Linked DNA regions of Homo sapiens: region 1 is linked to region 2. The links are chromatin loops, found by intact Hi-C in ENCODE. Cell type or tissue: GM12878. All regions are shown on one strand. Links, peaks and the distances in the headings refer to the core of each region. The heading gives the core; the rest is flanking DNA. Region 1 has its middle 460 kb from the start of PSAT1. Region 2 has its middle 410 kb from the start of PSAT1.

What was found. Peaks named below come from ENCODE experiments on the same cell type or tissue, not always from the same donor. Only the 100,000 strongest peaks of a DNase experiment are listed, where the experiment ranks them.
Region 1: a loop joins it to region 2, with 4 times the contacts of the local background. A loop is called at or near these places in 2 of 110 quality-filtered maps.

What each region holds. Positions count from the first base shown.
Region 1 is chr9:78,756,344-78,759,262 of GRCh38, forward strand. No RefSeq gene overlaps it. Among named protein-coding and RNA genes, the nearest start is that of PSAT1, 460 kb to the left of the region's middle. In GM12878, for the core only: no CTCF peak of the experiment used is centred there; a DNase peak (open chromatin) is centred at 1,048.
Region 2 is chr9:78,702,812-78,705,730 of GRCh38, forward strand. No RefSeq gene overlaps it. Among named protein-coding and RNA genes, the nearest start is that of PSAT1, 410 kb to the left of the region's middle. In GM12878, for the core only: a CTCF peak has its summit at 1,522 (motif pointing left); no DNase peak of the experiment used is centred there.

The DNA.
Region 1 (2,919 bases), core at 99-2,598, 53 kb after region 2:
AATGTTTTGTGTTACATGCAGCTGAATTCAATCTGTAACTGACTAATTATCACCAACTAGGAAGTTTTGCAAGGGTGAGAAGCAAATGAGAAAGCTGTATGAAGCTGGACTGTGGTAGGGGCAGCATCACTAGAAATGGAAAAGAATAGTAAACAGAAGATACATTGGGGGATAGAAATCACAAGACAATTACTGTTTGAATGTGTGATTGGAGGAAAAGGAAGGACTCCAACATAAATTTAAGTTTAAGCTTGGGTGACCAGGAAAACGGTGACATTATTTACCAACTGAAGATAACTGTAAGAAAAGAAAGACAGCTCAAGTGATATATACATGAAATGAAATAAATGTTAGATAGCATTTTACTCAAAGAAAAGTCCGAATACTCTAAGAACTAAATCAGTAGTATCAACCCCCAAGCCCTTAGAAAGCCTGGTAGAACAGAGGAGGGAATGGCAAGGAGTCTCCTATTAGATTGCAGGGTTTCCATTAATTCTTCCCAATGTGAAGATGAGCCACACTAACTGGTCAAAAGTTTTAAACATGAGTTTAAACTGCATTTGGAACATGTGTAATTATTTCCTCTGGGGCAAAGTGGCTTGAAATATAACTTGCTTAGCCAAGGCATAGGTCTGCTTTCAGAGTAGAGCGTGAGCTTGGTGACCTCTGGATGCGCTTTATAGTTCCATGATTCTATAATTATCTCAGGCTTCAAATCACTTTCTAGTGAACAGCAAATAATTCTTACTAATAAAATACAATTTGAAACTGGGAACTGAAATTACACATTTTCAATAAAGTGTTGTAATAAAGACAGCAACTGTAGATCCCCTCCAGGAATAAAGGGCTAAATGTATTGGTTGGCCACTCGTGCAAGACACAGCTAAAGTCTACGTTGATTCATCATGCAGGAGATGGGGATGCTCTATATAAGTTTTAAAAATAAACCTGACTGCAAATGAAGGAACTGAAAGGACATTGTCATTTAACCGTAGAATCTCCACTTAACATCAATAAGTGCTCTAAAGTTTAAATTCTGCCTTAACCCCACTGAGAAACTGCTGTCCGATTTTAGTTTCTGTATTCAGCTCCTTTCTGAAACCTCTTTCTTGGTACTGTGAATAGAAATCTCTCTCTGGGTTCTTTACGATTTTGCCAACAATGAGAGACCAATTCTATTAGAAAAAGATAGGAAGATATGGGGAGCTCTCATACCAATAAAAGTTTATCCCAAGTTCCACAGATTCAGAAGAGCAATTATTTGAGCAATTTTGTTTTTCAGAGGCCTCAAGCATATGACAGAAAACAATAAGTAACATAAATGATTTATGGTACAGTTATTGTTTTCTTAAAATTGTATTTCCTACAAAAGCTTGTGATCTGAAATGTAGGGCTCATATAAATGGTAAAGTGAAGTGATTCTTAAAGCATCTCCAGGTATTCCTCCAAAAATTATTCCTTGGTCAGAAAAGTATGGGACATTCCATTTAAATAAAACCACTGTTTCTTTTTTCTTTTTTTGTGGTTCTTGTGAGAGCCTTTATAAAGCCCCATGACCCACCAAGAAAGGAATAAGGAAGTAGCATTTACATCTTGAAATTAGTTTAATAAATATTAAATATTTTAATGAAATTGTTAGAGATAGAGTGTGATCAACATTTTAAAAAATTTTTAAGCAAACACTCACTTGACACTTTTTTTAAGATCAGAAAGCTGAGGCTCAAAAATATAAAGTATATTTTAACAGATTGATGTGGGTTGTTTTTGTTTATCCTTTTTCTTTTGGGAGTTGCTCCTCCCTAACCTCCCTCCCATTTTGCACGTTTACAGTTGTAGCAAAGCCATCAGGACAGCTGGATGCCAAACTTCTTGCCATAGTATATTAGACCATCCGTGAGCATCTGATCCAGATTGCTCTAATTGAATTTCTTTCCTTGGGAGTATGATATTGAGATCAGGAAATTCAGTCTTTCCTTCTTTCTCTTGCTTACTTTCTTTATCACTATAAAACTAGACATATATAAGATGTAAGTAATATGTTTTTAGTCCATGTGGACCAAAGAAGCAAAGAAAGCCTATCTGGAGGCTGAAAGAAAAAAAAAGCAGGCTGGGCACAGTGACTCATACCTGTAATACCAGAACTTTGGGAGGCTGAGGTGGGTGGATCACCTGAGGTCAGGAGTTCGAGACCAGCCTGACCAACATGGTGAAACCCCGTCTCTGCTAAAAATACAAAAATTAGCCAGGCGTGGCAGTGGGCGCCTGTAATCCCAGCTACTCGGGAAGCTGAGGCAGGAGAATTGCTTGAACCTGTGAGGCAGAGGTTGCAGTGAGCCAAGATCACGCCACTGCACTCCAGCCTGGCTGACAAGAGTGAAACTCCATCTCAAAAAAAAAAAAAAGAAAAAAAAGCATAAATGCACAAGAGAGTACACAGGCTAACTTAAAGGGTATTAAGGTCCTTTTCCCATTTTGTTCAGCTATATCCCTCCCCCATGGGTTTCCATGATTCCCTTGTAACTTTGTGGTGGATTCCTTTTATCTTAAGGTTGAATTTTTTTCTGTTTCCTTCAGTGAAAAAGGGCTAAATGACTACTGTTACACATTAGTCGCAGAGTAAGAGCTAGAAAACAGGTCACAACAATCAGTGCACTGCCTTTTAACTACAAGTCTTTTACGGTTTGTTGAGTAATACTTTACATAGCTTATATTTTTAAAATGTAATGCTGAGAAACCAAACTGTTAATTTTTCCATCATGATGATTCTTAAAATTGTTCATGTTTGCTTATCTATATGTATTATATTTAGTTTACTTAAAATTTAATAAACTGTAAAATAAAAATAGCATACGTATCTACTACTTAAAATAAATGTTAGCATTTATAATATTGCTTAAAATTTGTTCACTTATTCGCAGA
Region 2 (2,919 bases), core at 211-2,710:
CCTGTTTAAAGACCCTTTCTCTGCATGCAATCACATTCAAACTTTAATATATAAATTTTTTAAGGATACCATTTGGCCCATAATTACTGGGAAAGGGAGATAACTACTGAGATTGGCAGTCTTCTAAGAAGTATTATATTCAAGCTTTATATGGTTTGGCTCTGTGTCCCCACCCAAATCTCATCTTGAATTGTGCTCCCATAATTCCCTCCTGTTGTGGGAGGGACCCGGTGGGAGATACTTTGAATCATGGCAGAGGTTTCCCCCATACTGTTCTCATGGTAGTGAATAAGTCTCAAGAGATCTGATGGTTTTATCAGGGGTTTCCGCTTTTGTATCCTCATTTTTCTCTTGCTGTCACCACGTAAGAAGTTTCTTTCACCTCCCACCATGATTCTGAGGCCTCCCTTGCCATGTGGAACTGTAAGTCCAATTAAATCTTTTTCTTCCCAGACTCCAGTATGTCTTTATCAGCAGTGTGAAAACAGGCCAATAAGGTAAACTGGTACCAGTAGAGTGGGGCGCTGAAAAGATACCCGAAAATGTGGAAGCGACTTTGGAACTGGGTATCAGGCAGAGATTGGAACAGTTTGGAGGGCTGAGAAGACGGGAAAATGTGAGAAAGTTTCGAACTTCCTAGAGACTTGTTGAATGTCTTTGACCAAAATGCTGATAGTGATATGAACAATAAGGTCCAGGCTGAGGTGGTGTCAGATGGAAATGAGGAACTTGTTGGAAACTGGAGCAAAGATGACTCTTATAAGGCTTTAGCAAAGAGGCTGGTGCATTTTGCCCCTGCCCTAGAGATTTGTGGAACTTTGAATTTGAGAGAGATGATTTAGGGTATCTGGCAGAAGAAATTTCTAAACAGCAAAGCATCCAAAATGTGACTTGGGTGCTGTTAAAAGCATTTTGTTTTAAAAGGGAAACAGCATAAAAGTTCAGAAAATTTGCAGCGTAATGATGCAGTAGAAAAGAAAAACCCATTTTTTGAGGAGAAATTCAAGCCAGCTGCAGAAATTTGTATAAGTAACAGGAGCCCCATGTTAATCCCCAAGACAATGGGGAAAATGTCTCCAGGGCATGTCAGAGGTCTTCATGGCAGCCCTTCCCATCACAGACCCAAAAACCTAGGAGGAGAAAATGGTTTTGCAGGCAAGGCCCAAGGTCCCCATGCTGTGTGCAGCCTAGGGACTTGATGCCCTGCATCCCAGCCACTGTAGCTGTTACTAAAAGGGGCCAAGGTACAGCTTGTCCCATGGTTTCAGAGGATGCAAGCCCCAAACCTTGGCAGCTTGCACATGAAGTTGAGCCTAGGGGTGCGCAGAAGTCAAGAATTGAGGTTTGGGAACCTCCACCTGTATTTCAGGAGATGTATGGAAACACCTGGATGCCCAGGCAATAGTTTGTTGCAAGGGTGGGGGCCTCATGGGGAACCTCTGCCAGGGTAGTACGGAAGGGAAATGTGGGATTGGAGCCACCACACAGAGTCCCTGCTAGGGCACCACCTAGTGGAGCTGTGAGAAGAGGGCCACCATCCTCCAGAACCCAGAATGGTAGATCTGCCGACAAGCTTGCACCGTGTGCCTGGAAAAGCCATGGACACTCAACGCCAGCCTGTGAAAGCAGTTGGGAGGGGGGCTGTACCCTGCAAAACCACAGGGTGGAGCTGCCCAAGACTATGGGAACCCACCTCTTGCATCAGTGTGACTTGGATGTGAGACATGGAGTCAAAGGAGATCATTTTGGAGCTTTAGAATTTGCCCCACTGGATTTCAGACTTGCATGGGCCCTGTAACCCCTTTGTTGTGGCCAATTTCTCCAATTTGGAATGGCTATATTTACCTGTACCTCCATTGCATCCAGGAAGTAACTAGCTTACTTTTGATTTTACAGGCTCATAGGTGGAAGAGACTTGCCTTGTCTCAGATGAGACTTTGGACTGTGGACTTTTGGGTTAATGCTGAAATGAGTTAAGACTTTGGGGGACAGCTGGGAAGGCATGATTGGTTTTGAAATGTGAGGACATGAGATTTGGAGGGGCCAGGGGCAAAATGATATGGTTTGGCTGTGTCCCAACCCAAATCTCATCTTGCGTTTTACTCCCATAATTCCCACATGTTGCAGGAGGGACCCAGTGGGAGATAATTTGAATTATGGGGTCCGTTTCCCCCACACTGTTCTCCTGATAGTGAGTAAGTCTCATGAGATCTGATGGTTTTATTAGGGGTTTCTGCTTTTGCATCCTCCTCATTTTCTCTTGCTGCCACCATGTAAGAAATGCCTTTTGTCTGGGCATGGTGGCTGACACCTGTAATCCCAGCACTTTGGGAGGCCAAGGTGGGCAGATCACAATGTCAGGAGATCGAGACCATCCTGGCCAACACAGTGAAACCCCGTCTCTACTAAAAATACTAAAAAATAAGCTGGGTGTGGTGGCAGGCGCCTGTAGTCCCAGCTACTCGGGAGGCTGAGGCAGGAGAATGGCGTGAACCCAGGCGGCGGAGCTTGCAGTGAGCCGAGATCGCACCACTGCACTCCAGCCTGGGCAACAGAGCGAGACTCTGTCTCCCAAAAAAAAAAAAAAAAAAAAAAAGTGCCTTTTGCTTCCTGCCATGATTCTGAGGCCTCCCCAGCCATGTGGAACTGTAGGTCCAATTAAACCTCTTTTTCTTCCTAGTCTTGGGTATGTCTCTATCAGCAGCATGAAAACAGACTAATACAAAGATGAAAAGTGATTGTTTTCTTTCCCCATCATGAAGAATAGAGGAGTGAATTTTTACCCTAAAGCCAAGAGAGGGGCTTTGAGAGTCATTCATACTGATTGGGATATACTTTTAGAGAGGCAGGAGGAGAAGACATCTCATTCCTTCCCTGAATCCTTGCTGAGCTGTGTAATGTATGGAGCAGTGCATGGAA